Linked DNA regions of Homo sapiens: regions 2 and 3 are each linked to region 1. A link is a contact called in ENCODE Hi-C or POLR2A ChIA-PET data. All regions are on one chromosome and are shown on one strand. Each heading gives the region's core, a stretch centred on a gene start or an enhancer-like site at or near the end of the contact. The rest is flanking DNA. Distances are from core to core; before and after follow the strand shown.

What was found. A loop is a pair of places that touch in the nucleus more often than their neighbours do. ChIA-PET counts read pairs that join two places held with the same protein, here RNA polymerase II (POLR2A). Pooled maps may share reads with other maps.
Region 2: a pooled map shows a loop between it and region 1 (6-fold over the local background). The contact joins the promoter of SNHG7 here to the promoter of ANAPC2 in region 1. A Hi-C loop is called at or near these places in 6 of 50 pooled maps. POLR2A ChIA-PET finds 5 or more read pairs at or near these places in 3 of 52 experiments (CD4-positive, alpha-beta T cell, WTC11 and activated B cell).
Region 3: a pooled map shows a loop between it and region 1 (8-fold over the local background). The contact joins the promoter of ZMYND19 here to the promoter of ANAPC2 in region 1. A Hi-C loop is called at or near these places in 6 of 50 pooled maps.

What each region holds. Positions count from the first base shown.
Region 1 is chr9:137,185,795-137,190,653 of GRCh38, reverse strand. It overlaps ANAPC2 (anaphase promoting complex subunit 2), which reads left to right and starts at 2,094. Exons shown (of 13, transcript NM_013366.4): 1 at 2,094-2,238; 2 at 2,551-3,173; 3 at 4,298-4,430. The coding sequence starts at 2,122. SSNA1 (SS nuclear autoantigen 1) reads right to left here and starts at 1,978. Exons shown (of 3, transcript NM_003731.3): 1 at 1,876-1,978; 2 at 1,389-1,588; 3 at 288-847. The coding sequence starts at 1,927. The coding sequence ends at 740. RefSeq lists a silencer at 1,587-1,936 and an enhancer at 1,967-2,186.
Region 2 is chr9:136,726,316-136,730,985 of GRCh38, reverse strand. It overlaps SNHG7 (small nucleolar RNA host gene 7), which reads left to right and starts at 2,802. Exons shown (of 5, transcript NR_024543.1): 1 at 2,802-3,105; 2 at 3,900-3,940; 3 at 4,570-4,670. It overlaps LOC124900276 (cuticle collagen 2-like), which reads left to right and starts at 2,802. Exons shown (of 5, transcript XM_047424334.1): 1 at 2,802-3,105; 2 at 3,900-3,940; 3 at 4,570-4,670. SNORA17A (small nucleolar RNA, H/ACA box 17A) reads left to right here and starts at 4,107; the gene lies at 4,107-4,239. RefSeq lists an enhancer at 1,455-1,604 and silencers at 2,052-2,221, 2,375-3,054.
Region 3 is chr9:137,587,694-137,592,552 of GRCh38, reverse strand. It overlaps ZMYND19 (zinc finger MYND-type containing 19), which reads left to right and starts at 2,041. Exons shown (of 6, transcript NM_138462.3): 1 at 2,041-2,340; 2 at 3,835-3,894; 3 at 4,730-4,836. The coding sequence starts at 2,290. LOC124902318 (a long non-coding RNA gene) reads left to right here. Exons shown (of 3, transcript XR_007061885.1): 3 at 1,445-1,514. RefSeq lists silencers at 1,496-1,565, 1,756-2,145, 2,426-2,535, 2,586-2,635 and enhancers at 2,906-2,955, 3,478-3,995, 3,996-4,514.

The sequences.
Region 1 (4,859 bases), core at 845-3,344:
GTGTGGCAGAGAACAGGACGAGCAAGCAGAGCTCCTGAGAGGAGGGTGAGCCGTGGGCCAGTCAGGGGAAGAGGACCGGCGGCCCTGCTGGGGAGGGCTCAGGGTGGGGCTGGCCTGGGGAGGGTGGGCACCCTCAGCGGTGTCCCTGAGGCTAGTGGGGCAGTCACAGGGAGGCCACTCCAGACCCTCCTCCCTCCTCTCCCAAGGGGGAGCCTCAGGCTCTGGCTCTGCAGGTGTCTGGCAGCCCCATGCTGTTGATACGGGCAAGCAGCAGGCTGGCACGGATCTTTACAAAGATAATCTTTATTCATAATCACAGGCCACAGGGGTGAGACCTGAGGTTTGGGTTCTGTGGTGAAGGAGAACCCCTGTCCTCCTGTCCCTTGCCCTGGGCCTCTGCTGGCTGAGGAGGGACAAGGTGAGGGGGCCCCCATGGTGCTCAGACAACCAGAGCCTCCCTGGCAGGGCAGGAGTGTGGGTGCCACAGAGACAAGCCCCTTGCAGAGCTGACCTGGAGCCCACCATCCCCATAGCCTGTGTGAGCATGAAGCGAGGACCCCCGGGTGGGCTGTGCCCTGGGCTTGTCACTGATGCCAGTGGAGGCTGGCACCTGCCCCTCTCGGCACCTGAGACAGTGAGGGAAGGTAGCTGCTGCCGTGAAGAACAAAGATGCTCTGAGCACACACTTGCTGGGGCTGAGCTGAGGGGCACACGGAGGCAGGCCCTGCCCGTGGTCTGGTCAGCTGTCCCTGCCGCCGCTACTTTTCTGGTCTGGGGCTGTAGCCTTGGTCAGGTTCCCAGCTTCCCTCTTGAGAACGCTGAGCAAAGTCTGGGAGCTCTCCAGGATCTGGGGCCAGAGAAGTGAGAAGGTTGTTAATGTTCACCTGTTGGTAAGGTCCTAAGCCCCAGCTGTCCTCACACTCAGGTGCTGGGACCTGGCTGGGGGTGCTGTAGCCAAGGGATCCTGTGTGGGGGAAGGCGGAAGCCCAAGGGGACTGGCAGACGGGGTGGCAGGGCCCTCTTCCCTCCGGAATCTGACCCAAAACACTTCCTCTCCACCCTCAAAGCCAGGCTGGGTTAGCACTGGCCCGTGCTGGGTGCTCTGCCCAAGACCTGGCTCTTCACACTGAGCAGAAATAACCACATGGCTAGCGAGAACCGGATAAAGACCAGGACCCAGGATGCCCCAGGCCCCACAGACAGCCCCACAGTCACTCCCACAGCAGCCTGGGTTCCTCAATGGGCCTGGCCACGCTGCCCCTGCCCGAAATGCCAGCGAGGCACAGACTGCCCACAGCCGGGAGCCCCAGCCGGTCCTGACGCCTTGCCGTGGCAACACCCCTGCCGTGCCTATCCCCTGATGCTCGGCCTGGCCTCCCGAGCTCCACCTTGAGGTAGGCGGCCTCCGTCTCCGCGATGGTCCGGTCGAACTCGTTGCGAGAGGCAATCTTGCGTGCCAGGTTCTCGTTGACGCGGGCCAGCTTCTCTGTCAGCTGCCTCACCTCATTCTGCAGCCGCTGCTTCTCGTCCTCCTCCTCCTGGATCTGCCGGCACAGCTCCTCCCGCTTCTGGCACAGCTCCTCTATGCCTGGGGGCCGGGAGGGGCGGCGCTGTGGGCCCAGGGCAGGAGCGCGGCGGCGGAGGGCGGGCCTCCTTCCACCCGAGGAAGCCAGAGTCAGGCACCACCCCCGAGCGCCCGGCGCGGGGCCTGCGAGCCAGCGAGGGCTCGGGCCACGGACACCCGGCCTCCGGCACGGAGGGCTCTGCTCAGCCGCGCGATGCCCGCAGCGAGGCGGGTCCAGGGGCACCCCGCTGCGAGCCGGGAACCCGGCCCTGCGGCCCTCCCGACCTCCCCGTCCCGGCTGCGCCGCTCACACTTGACCAGCTCGTTGTTGTAGTTCTGCAGCGCCGCGCCCTGCTGGGTCATGGTCAACGCCGCCCGGGGCCCCACCACCCCAACCGCCGCGGAAGCAGCGCTGTCCGCGCCTGCGCACGACTCCCCCACGGCGCGCCGAACTAGCGCGTCATCGCTGAGCGCCTTGTGCGCGTCATGGCTGCGCGTGCAGACGTGCGTCATCGCCGCGCGCCGCGCCGAGCGAATCTCGGAGTCGGTGGGTGCAGATGGCGGCGGCAGTTGTGGTGGCGGAGGGGGACAGCGACTCCCGGCCCGGACAGGAGTTGTTAGTGGCCTGGAACACCGTGAGCACCGGCCTGGTGCCGCCGGCTGCGCTGGGGCTGGTGAGGCCTGGGAAGAGAGGGGCGGCCCCGCGCGGAGTTTCCGGGACCGTACGCGCTTTGGGGCCGCTACCCTCGGGTTCATACGGCTCTGTCCATCATCCGCCTCTGTCCTGTCCTGCCATTTTCCACCACCTTTCCGTTTCGTTTCGTTCAGCTCCGCTGACAGCCCTTCCATAGCTTCGGCCCAACGTCCGGGCAGCACGGACAGGGGGCAGCGGAGTTTTTGCAGCCTCCCCCTCAGCTTCTTCCCTTCCCCGCCTCTCCCCACCTCTATGTTGTGTTCCCCTCGCCTCACGGTTTTCTGCACCCCAGGTGTCTTCCCGGACCAGCGGTGCAGTCCCGCCAAAGGAAGAGGAGCTCCGGGCGGCGGTGGAGGTTCTGAGGGGCCACGGGCTACACTCGGTCCTGGAGGAGTGGTTCGTGGAGGTGCTGCAGAACGATCTGCAGGCCAACATCTCCCCTGAGTTCTGGAATGCCATCTCCCAATGCGAGAACTCTGCGGATGAGCCCCAGTGCCTTTTGCTACTCCTTGACGCTTTTGGCCTGCTGGAGAGCCGCCTGGATCCCTACCTGCGTAGCCTAGAGCTGCTGGAGAAATGGACTCGCCTGGGCTTGCTGATGGGCACTGGTGCTCAGGGGCTGCGAGAAGAAGTCCACACTATGTTGCGCGGAGTCTTGTTCTTTAGCACCCCCAGAACCTTCCAAGAGATGATCCAGCGTCTGTATGGGTGCTTCTTGAGAGTCTATATGCAGAGTAAGAGGAAGGGGGAAGGGGGCACAGACCCGGAACTGGAAGGGGAGCTGGACAGCCGGTATGCCCGTCGCCGGTACTACCGGCTCCTGCAGAGCCCGCTGTGTGCAGGGTGCAGCAGTGACAAGCAACAGTGCTGGTGTCGCCAGGCTCTGGAGCAGTTCCATCAGCTCAGCCAGGTCTTGTGAGTAGTCTGTCCCGATGGCCATGCCCTTGCTCCTTCTGGTTCCCCGCTGCTCCCCTGGGTCCAGCTGGCCTCAGCAGAAAGCTGGTGAGCCGTCCTGATAACCAGGAACATGACAGAGAGAGAGTCCCAGGGATTCCTGTGCAGCGTGTCCTGGACACAGGTGTCTCTCTTCTGTCACTCACCTTCAGTCCCACAGATTCATGCCTTGACCCTGGTAAGGCCCTATGTGGCTTGTGTCTGCAGCAGCAAATTTCTTAGCAACTCCAAACTTCCTGGACTCTGCAGAATTCCACTGTGCCTTTTGTCGATCCTGGGGAGGAATGATTCTCACCCTCGTCGACATTCCTTGCCCTGTAATTGTGAACAGAAGCTTGCTGCTGCTTCTCTCCAGGAAGATCAGGTCACTGTGAGGGCAAGCAGTCTCTTGTTAGTTTGGAGAGGAGAGGGGTTTGTTGTGAGAGACAGGTCCTGTTGTAGTTCTCTAGCAATTGTCATACCCTTGGCCATTTGTGGTGGTTTTGTCACATTGAACGGGGGTGTAGCCATGCAGCTACTTGAGAGGTCTTAGGTGGACTAAAGGTGGACTAAAGGAGTGCTCCTTTTGCTGGCAGGGGTCAGGGAGACCGTGAAGGGCTTCTGTTGGGCTCATCCCTGCAAAAGTTACACGGCAACTTTTCTCATCCTCCTCTTGAGTCCTTTTGTCACTGTAGACCAGAGACTGCACTGAAAGGCACAAACAGTGGCATCTGTACCTCTGCGGCCAGGGTAGCAGTGCAGTTGGTTGTCGTTTCAGAGTTGATCCTAGGAGATAAGGCTAGGGCCCCCGACAGCCACACCTGCTGCCACTGATCACATGGGGAAGGCCAGTGTCCCTACCTGGATAGAGGCCAGCTGGGCGGGGACAGCAGAGCCTGGGAGTGCTCTGTGCTCCCAGTGGCTTCTTGAAGCCTTTGGTACAACCGCCCCCCACAGCTGAGGATTGTGGGGAGGTGTGTGCTGGGTGTGTGTGTGTGTGTGTGCTGCATGCACTCTACAGGCAGGGCAGTCCTGGCATGGGGCTGTTCTGGGCTAGAGGGGCCGGTGTGTGCTCTGGGTGCCCCATGGCCAGGGCTCTCCTCTAGACACAGGCTCAGTCTGCTGGAGCGGGTCAGTGCCGAGGCTGTGACCACCACCCTGCACCAGGTGACCCGGGAGAGGATGGAGGACCGTTGCCGGGGCGAGTACGAGCGCTCCTTCCTGCGTGAGTTCCACAAGGTGAGGACCCCTCCCTTGGGCTGTGCCCCGCTGGAGACAGGGGAGTAGGTTTCTGGCAAACCTGACACCTGGCTTCAGAAGCATCCAGAGCACGGAGGCCTGGGTGGGCCCAGACCGGGTGGTGGCTGGAGCTGTCTTGATGTGGGGTAGAGACCAGTACTTCTGGGCCCTGGTGATAGCGAGGACGCATCTGAGGTGCGCTCTTCGGATCTGCGCAGAATCCCATGGCTGCAGGCGGTATCGGGCCAGGATCCCGAGGGGGCTACCTCAGGCAGGTGTGGCGAAGCTGGGCCCACCAGAGGAGCCACTGAATGGATCCCCTTCTCCTGTTTGCTGCCCTACTTGAGTGTGGACTCGCTTGGCCGGTCCCTAATGGACTGACCTACAGCCAGCCTGCACCACAGCGGGGAGCGAGACACCCTCACATGG
Region 2 (4,670 bases), core at 1,553-4,052, 460 kb after region 1:
ATACGCCCAACTTCGGCCTCCCAAAGTGCTGGGATTACAGACATGAGCCACTGCGCCCGGCCTGCCCTAACCATTTTTAAGTGCACACTCCAGTGGCATTAAGTACATTCACATTGTCGTGCGACCATCACCCCCATCATCTTCTCCAGAATTTTTTTTTTTGTTTTTTTGAGACGCTCTGTCGCCCAGGCTGGAGTGCAAAGGCTCGATCTTGGCTCACTGCAAACTCCGCCTCCCGGGTTCACGCCATTCTCCCACCTCAGCCTCCCAAGTAGCTGGGATTACAGGGTTGCGTCACTATGCCCGGCTAATTTTTGTATTTTTAGTAGAGACAGGGTTTCACCATGTTGGCCAGGATGGTCATGAACTCCTGACCTCAGGTGATCCGCCCGCCTCAGCCTCCCAAAGTGTTGGCCTTACAGGCGTGAGCCACCGCACCTAGCCTGGGCTGACCTGCACAGAAGTGCCATCTACCTACCCTCTGACCTCTGTCATGTGACCTGGGGCAGGGGATGTGACATCTCCACCTTCTAAGTACCCCACTGTCATGGGGTAGCTCCTCTCTCAGGTGCTGGGGCTCAGGTCCTCTCCTGGGTCTCAGCAGGTCATGGTCTGCTCCGGGGCTATGCATACTGGTTTCAGTAAGTGCTTGGTAGATCTACCCCGCAGCATGGAGCAAGTGCTGGGTCGGGTGCAATGGACTCAGTATCTCTGAAGGAGGAGATGTCTCTTGCCCTCTCTCCACAGCTAGAGCTTTCACTAGCTACAGAGCTACAGCCAACTCCTGCACCAGCTCAGAAGGTAGAGCCAGCTCCGGCTACAACTCGGGTGCTAGTTCCAGGATCAGAGCCAGCTCCAGCAACAGCTCCAGCAGCACACCCAGAGACAGGGGCAGCTCTGGTCACTTCTGTGCCGGCTCCACTATAGCTCCAGCATCCGCCCTCTAGCCAGGACCAGTTCCAAAACCATTTGCATGGTTAGGGCCAAATATCAGCATCAGGTTCAGAAAAAGAGCCAGGGCCAGCATCAGCTACAGGCCCAGCTTCAGCACCGCGGCTCACACCAGTGCGGGTTCCTGTACCAGCTCAAGAACTATGGCCACAGCCAGCACAACTCCAGATCTCACTCCAGCTGCCGCACCAGCTCTACCACCTACTCCAGAAACAGAGGCAGCTCTATCACCAAATCTGGTGCCACCTCCGGTGACTGCTCGGGCACCGGCTCCAAAACCACTTCCAGAGTTTCAGCCAGTTCCAGGTGTAGACCTCAAGCCAGTGCCAGGTTCAGAGGAAGGGCCAGCTGCAGCACCACCTCCAGAGCCAGAGCTGGCACCAGATATAAAGCGATGGCTGATTCCACAACCAGAACCAGAATTAGAGGCAGCTCCAGAGCTACAGCCATCTCAGACCTGCACCAGCTTCAGAACGAGAGCCAGAGTTCCTGCCAGCTCTAGAGCGAAATCCAATCAAGAACCAGCTCTAGCACCATATCCAGAGCTAGGACCAGCTCTGACACTTTTCCCAGGGCAAAGACTAGCAACAGCAACACAGCTAGAGGCAGCTCCAGAGCATCGGTCCCCGGGGCAGAGCCAGCTTGTCTCCAACAACCGTGTCAGTGCTAGGACAGAGCCTGCACCATCTCTGGAGGTGGAGCCTGCTGTGGTGCCAGCTCCAGCCCCAACACCAGAGCTAGAACCCAGCCTGCTGGTGGGGCCACACAGGGAGGAGCCTCAGACCGCGCAGTTGCAGCCCAGTTGCAAAGTGTCCTGGGGTCCTGCGCTGGGGCTTTTCTTAGGAGCCCTGGGGTGTTTTCTGGCTTTGCAAAGGCAATGAAAATTTGAGTTGAATTTATCACCAGCTCCTGCTCCCTCTAAGCCAGTACCCGAGCTGGAGCCAGCTCCTATGCCAGCTCCCGCACCCCGGCCTTCCTGGCCTTTGCCTGTGGCTGCAGAGAGCAGGCTGAGCCAGAAGCCTCATCTCCTGGTGTCCCCTCCAGGCCTAAGGCTAGAGCGGTCTGCGCTGTGCAATGCGGAGGCTGCCCAGCCCCAGGACAGCAGCGCGGCCTTCCTCCCGGCCCCTGCGGCTCAGGCCTGTCATCCCCTGCTCTGGAGCTCGCGTCCTGGTCCGAGTCCCGGCGGCTCCACCGTTCGCAGCCCGGCGACCGCGGCGAGTCGCTTGGCCGCGAGGCCTCGGTGTCCCGCCCTGCGCGGTGACCGAGGTCCCAGGACACAGCGCAGACAGGGCGCTAGTCAGGCCTGGCCGCGGTAATCCCGCCTGCCGGGACCCTCGCCCGCCTCAGCACTCATTAGGCGCCTGGTGTGTACCCGCGCCCATGGCCGACACCGGCAGAGCCCCTGGTGGGGAAGGGACGGAGCGCGTCGCGGGAGCCCCATGCTGCCCGGGGTGGGCGCTGCTCGACAGTCACGGGAGCCGCCCCAATGGCTGGGACCACCGGGACCCACGGGCTCGTGGAGCGTCCTCCTGACCCGGCCTGGGAATCCTCCGCGAAAACGGGGAGCCGCGCGTGTCCGTGGCGTGCCCGGCACCCGGCGGGTCGGAAACGGCGCGGCCCTGGCTGCTGGCCCCGTGGGGCGGTCGCGGTGCAGGACACGGGTCACGGCGCTGCCGCTGCTCTGCGTGGCGAACCCACACGCCCGCCCGCCAGCCACTGAGCAGCGCCCACGTGCGGGCGCGGGGAGCTGAACGGCCGGGGACCGCTGGGGGGCGCTGCTTGGGCGGGGCGGATTGACTCTTGCGGGCCGCCGTACGCGCTATAAAAGGCGCGGCGCTTCCCTTCTCGTCCTCTGCGTGCGCCGGAGGCTGCCGTGGCGGGTGGGCCGCCTGACTTCTCCTCCCGGCCAGTTCTCGAGCGCCTCACCGGGCCTCGCCCTGCAGCCTCGCTCTCGCTGGCGCTGCGCGGCCTAGGGGACTGGGCTGCTGGCCTCCGGGTGCGGGGTGGGGGCAGGCTCCGACCTGGGGCGTCCTGGCCGCGCGAGCCGCGGGATGGGGGCCCGGGCCGCGGAGGAGGCGCCGCTGGTGTGTCCCTTGGTGGAGAGGGCGCTGCCGGCCCTGCGCGGTTTCCAGCCAGGAAGCTTCGGGAAGCCTGGTGAGAGCTGAGTGCGCGAATTCGGATCTTAGAGAAAGGCACCCCGTTCACCCACGACCCTTCCGCTCCTGCCGCTGCTTCCCTGAGTCGCTCAGGCTGTGGGAAGATGTTTGTCGGCATCTTTGAAAAATTGATTTCTTATGCTGCGTCAGGTGGTTTCCTTGTCACTGTGGCTGCTCAGCGGGAGGCTGTTCTGGCGGGAGGAGGACTGCTCGGTTGTCTGGTGGGCATTCCGCCTCGTGGTCCTGGTCCCTTGATACCTGCAGGGGATCAGCAGCCCGCGTTTCGTGGCCACTGTGTTGTAACTCCAACTTCCCCTCCCGCAAATTAAGCGTAGAGTAAGGGGAGAGAGTAACATGGGTCGGATTTTTCTAGAACGGCCCTTGTGACAGTGAGCTTTTTGGTGGCAGGGAGCTTCTTTGGTCCGCCTTCCTGGAGACCAGATGCAGCAAAACGCAGTCTTTTTCTTTTCGAGACAGAGTCTCAGTTGCCCAGGCTGGAGTGCAGTGGCGCGATCTCAGCTCACTACCACCTCTGCCTCCTGGGTTCAAGCGACTTTCCTGCTTCAGCCTCCAGAGTAGCTGGGATTACAGGCGCCAGCCACTAGGCCAGCTAACTTTTTTTTTTTTTTTTTTTAGAGAGACGGGTTTCACCGTGTTGGCCAGGCTGGTTTTGAACTCCTGACCTCAAGTGATCTGCCCGCCTCGGCCTCCCAAAAAACGCAGTGTTTATGTGATGCTCCTCTGTGGTGTTTGCAAGATTTATACAAAATTGCGGTTTCTTTTTTTCTCTAGGACGTCTGCTCACTGGAGATGACACGTGCGTGGGGTGTTGGGTAAGTTGGTGCATTGGAGCTGGAACAGGGTCAATCCTCCAATGTAACTAAGCCCTCCTGTGCAACATCTTAAGTGACTGGAGGGACCAGTCGGTCTTGTGTTCACATTGAGGCTAGAAGCTGTCTCCAGGGGAGTAAAAACGGATTATTTAGTCTTCAACAGGACACTGCCCCTAGAGGCGTTGCAGCTGTGGCTGCCGTGTCACATCTGTGTCATTAGGTGGCAGAGATTAGAGAGGCTATGTCTACGCTCAGCGTTCTGCCCCGTGAACGTTTGAATGTTTGATAGTCTCACACTCCTGTTTTGTGGACAGGCATCTGTTTTCCTTCGCTGGTATCTGGGAGAGAGGGTGGGCCCTGTGAGTGGGCTTTCTAACTCTCGCGCTGGGCTAGGCTGGCCTCTAGGGGTCTGAAGGGATAGTGGGAAGGTGGAGGGTGCCTTCACCAGGAGCAGCCTTCATGAGTGAGTTTTAAGAACCTGTGAGGATCGGTCAGGTCAGGTGAGGTACGCGCTGGATCATGCCGTACACCGTGTCAGGATCACGCAGGACAGGACTGGGGAAGGGTTTGCTGGCGTCTCGGTTAATAGCAGTAACGGCAGCCGCTTGTGTTCTTGATTCTTTGCCAAGCATTCTTGTTATTTAACACGGGAAGGAGGTGACTTCGCCTGTGATGGACTTCCAGTGTGAGCACTGGCCAGAGTGACCAGGCTGACCAGCACCAGCCCTGA
Region 3 (4,859 bases), core at 792-3,291, 400 kb before region 1:
GTGGTGGCACAATCTTGGCTCACTGCAACCTCTGCCTCCTGGGTTCACGCGATGTTCCTGCCTCAGCCTCCCAAGTAGCTGGGAATACAAGTGTGTGCCACCACATCCGCTAATTTTTGTATTTTTAGTAGAAACGGGATTTCACCCTGTTGGCCAAGCTGGTCTTGAACTCCTGACCTCAGGTGATCCACTTGCCTCGGCCTCCCAAAGTGCTGGGATTACAGGTATGAGCCACCAGGCCCGGACAAAATTTGGACTCGAATCCATTTCAAGTCAACCTCTGGGGGAACCTGGACTATGACACCAGTGCTTTTCAACTACCCTAGGGAGCACCCACCAAGCTCCACTTCTTTTCACAAAGCAGTTGCTCATAATCTCATCACACCCTTGCAACTCCATGAGGTTGAGATTGGTAGGGCAGGTACTTTTTTTTTTTTTTTTGAGACGGAGTCTCGCTCTGTCGCCCAACCTGGAGTGCAGTGGCACGATCTCGGCTCACTGCAAGCTCTGCCTCCCGGGTTCAAGCCATTCTCTTGCCTCAGCCTCCCAAGTAGCTGGGACTACAGGCACCCGCCACCACGCCCGGCTTTTTTTTTTGTATTTTTAGTAGAGGTGGGGTTTCACCGTGTTAGCCAGGATGGTCTCCAGCTCCTGACCTCGTGATCTGCCCGCCTCGGCCTCCCAAAGTGCTAGGATTACAGGCATGAGCCACCGCGCGCGGTCGGACAGGCATGTTTTGAGCAAGGCCCAGCCTGAACCCCAATGTGTGTCTCAGGCAGGCCAGGACTCATCAGCCCCTTCAGTCCTCTAGGGTGTCTGGGGTACTGGCAAGTACCAGGGGACCCAGAGATGGAACGTCTGGGCTCACTCATGTACACCCTTTGCAGGCTGGGGCACGGTGGCTCATGCCTGTAATCCCAGCACTTTGGGAGGCCGAGGTGGGCCGATCACCTCAGGTTGGGAGTTCGAGACCATCCTGGCCAATATGGAAAAACCTCACTTCTACTAAAAATACAAAAATTAGCCGGACATGGTGGCGCGTGCCTGTAGTCCCAGCTACTCGGGAGGCTGAGGCAGGAGAGTCGCTTGAACCCGAGAGGCAGAGGCTGCAGTGAGCCGAGATCGTGCCACTGCACTCTAGCCTGGGTGACAGAGCAAAACTCTGACTCAAAAAAAAAAAAAAAAAAAGCAAGAAAAGAAAACGGAACCCAGCAAGCCAGAAAGGAGCCTGTGCAGCTCCTCAGGTGCAGGAGTCGCCCTTGAGGCAGGGTGAGGCCTCCTCACGGGCGACTGGACACCGGCGGAGCAGGACGCAGGACCTAGCCCCGTTCGCTCCAGGCTGCAGGGGAGCCACGCTGCCCACCACGGCGTACCCAGTCCCTCCCTGAGCGGGTCTCGGCTTTCCCGCGGAGCCTAATGGGCCTCACTGGAGTTCCGTTTCCAGACGCCTTGGACCAGGCTGCTCTGGAGGTCAGCCGCCCCCGAGGCTGAAGAGCCGGCGGCTCGGAGAAGGCTGCGCGGGAGGCCGCGCCCTCCGGGTCGCGTGGGCCGGGCGTCCGCTGTCTCTCCAGAAACACCCGCGTCCCGCGGCAACGGCCTCTTCCTAGCCCGCCTCGCCCGCTCCCCGCCCGCCCAGAGGGCCCCGCACGAGCTCCGTCCACCTCCTCCTTCCGCGCTCGGGGCCAGGACGGCGGCGGGAAACAGCTTACGGAGGCTACCGCAAGGGAGGCGAAAAGCAGCCAGCTCGCAGAGCTCCACGGACCCGGCGCGAGTCCCCAGCCACACTCCGCACTGCCCCTCTAGGCGCGGCGCCGCTGCCCGCACAAAGCTTCCCGCGAAACTGACGTCGGCGCGCGCAGGCACCGCCCCCGGCCTCGCCCCTCCCCCGCGCTCGCCCCGCTCCCCAGAGCGCCGGCGCACTCGCCCTCCTCCTATTGGTTGTTGCGGGGCGGCGCGCGCCGGTCGGCGCCGTGCGCGCCTAGCCATTGGCCGAGCGGCGGCGGGCCGGGGGGTGTGTCCGGGGCTGCGCCCCGCCCCTCCGCTCCGCTCGCTGTGGTGCGCGCGGTGGCGGTGGCGGCGGCGGCGGCGGCGCGTGGCAGGTCCGGCGGGCGCGAGGCGGCGGCGGAGGCCCGAGCCCGGCCCAGCCTCGTCCCGCCCGGAGCCCGCCTGGCTGCTACCCCGACCCCGGCTCCGGTCCCGTCCTGTCCCGGCGCGCCGCGGCCTCGCCCCGGCCCCCGCTCGGCGCCTCCCGAGGGAGCGGCGCTGCCGGCCGAGAGCGCAGGCCCGGCCATGACCGACTTCAAATTGGGTATCGTGCGGCTCGGCCGGGTGGCCGGGAAGGTGAGCGGCGCGGAGCCCGCGACCCGGCCCGTCTCGCCCGTCCAGGCCTCCGCGCGGGGCCGGGGGCGGTTGTGCGGGCGGCGGCCGGGGCGGGGGCGCGGAGCCCGGGATGGGCCCCAGCGGGGCGGGGGACGCTGCGCGGGCCCGGCTGCTGGCCCCGCGCGGGTGCAGCTTCCTCTCGCAGGCCGGCGGGCACGCACCCCTCGGCTCTGGGGTGCACCTGGCCACCCTCGGCCCTGCCCTGCCGGAGGTGGAGGCCACGGCCCTGTCCCGAGCCGGGTGCGGAGATGCGTGGCTCGAGCCCGAGCCGCGTTCTCCCGGAGCCCTCCCAGTGGTGTCGGCGATCCGGGGCCTAGCGCGGCGTCCGGGCTGCCAGTGCGGCCACACGGTTTAAACACAGCGCCCTTTCCGAGGCAGCGCCACTTCCACACCTCTCGCCGAGGCGGGTCTGGTGTGGGCTCTTCTGTGCCTCCCAGTTCTCAGCAGGGCTTCAGGCTCGTTTTAACGCTGCCAGGGGTTGGCCACGTTAGGCTGAGCCTCAGACTCGGAGCAGAGAGGAAGAAGCCTGGGCCCTGATGCTGCAGACTCAGGGCCTTCCTCGACTTCTCTTCTTACTTGGCCCCCACGCTCCACGTTTGAGGCTGGGGATTCCATGGCACCTGTGGGCATTGAGGCTTGGCGGTTTCTCGGAGCCACCTGTGCAGCTGCACCAGCCAGGGTCCTTACCCGGATGGGAGCCCTGTTCCCGTCACCAGCGGCTGCGGCTTTTGGTGGGAGAGAGGAGCCGAGGCAGTGTCAGGCGGCGTCAGGTAAAACAGGTTCAGATCCCAGAAGAAAAACTGCCAAGAGGGAGACTGGCCCGTTCTGGGACCTGTTCCTGTTTCCTGCCCCTGCTGCAAGAGCATAGGCAGGGCCTGCTGGGGAGGAGGCTTTTTTCCACCAGGGAAGGGTGGGCTCTCCAGTCAGGTCGGAGACCAGAGACCCCTTCTAACTCCACCCATGATGGCATTGTCATCCCTTACAGCTTTTCTTTGGAACATTTCAGATGGACAAAAAGCTAAAAAGGGTAATCAGTGAGTAGCTCAGCTTAATAAACACACCCTAATCAAAACCTTCTGGCTCTTCTGCCTCAGCCCCGGCCCCTCCCTCAGCTCAGTGAAACAGTCTTTGCCTAGGTTTATTGGTGCGTTGAATGTTCAGTGCCACTGTTGGGGTTAGCCCTGCGAGGATGAAGCCTGATACCAGCTCCTCTGGCGCAGACTAAAGTGGGCAGCTGGCTTTTAACCTGTCTGCCTGTGTTTTGTCGTAGACTGCACCACCCCAAACGGTGGAATGAGGCCCCCATGTGCTGAGCTGTCTTGGTCTGAAGAGGCCTGTAGTTACTTTCCACTTCACAGGAAAATGCAACAGGCTCCTGCCTGTTCTGGTTATAAGGTTACTGCACCTCACGCAGATCCCAAATGTAATGATTTGAAACATGTGGTTAACTTCCAGACCAAATACACGCTGATCGATGAGCAGGACATCCCGCTGGTGGAGAGCTACTCCTTTGAGGTAAGTAAGGATGGCTGTTCCCTCCCCTGATGCTCGTGGTCAGTGCCCAGGAGGGTCACGAGGAACGAGCTCTCTCCCCTGTGCTGCAAGAGCAGGCGGCCCCACAAGTGGACAACTGGTGCTGGCCTGTGAGCCCTGAGCCGTCAGCCCCACTTCGAGCCGTGGCCCTGCAGAACCTGGCTGTTGCTGCCACTGGAGCCCACTGTGGCCCACATGGCCTGGCGACAGTGGTCTTCCTCACTTTCACCCCAGCTGCCAGCTCCTCTTGAAAGCAAATGGAATGTTCTCATGTTTGTGATTGTGTCACGTGGACCATGTCTGTTAGCTCGAAGACCCTGCTCTTTAGAGCTAGCCACCTCTGCTGGGCCTGCCTTAGCAGTCCCTCCTGGCTGCCCAGCTGCCTCCCGTTCTCTGCTCTCATGGGGTCTTCCTGCCTCTTCCCAGCTTCCATTCCTGCCGCTGAGCTTGGCCTCCCTCACCATCCTTTATCTCTGTGCCCCACACATTCACAGTAGTGACCTCTCCAGGGGGTTCTCTATCTCACTGCACCGTGGGCTTTTTTTAAGGGTAGGAAAATGTATTTGTCTATGTCCCATTGTATTTTGCAGAGTTGTTTGTGAGTGTTTCTTGCTCGAATAGACAGAGTGGTGGTGGGCCACGCTGGCCCCTGGGAGCCATGTGCCTGTGGGAAGCTCTGCACTCCCCAGGGTCTCAGGGACAGGGCTGGCATTTGTCCCTCTGGCTTGCTTGTTTCACTTGGTTTTTCTAAGAGGGAATTGAAGTGTTGCTGAGAATTGGAGGTTTTTTAACAGCTCTTTCCCTTGTTCCTTCTCAGGCCCGAATGGAAGTGGATGCAGATGGAAATGGTGCTAAGATATTTGCCTATGCCTTTGACAAGAACCGAGGAAGGGGCTCTGGGAGACTCCTTCATGAGCTGCTGTGGTGGGTGTTTCCAAGCTGTCTCT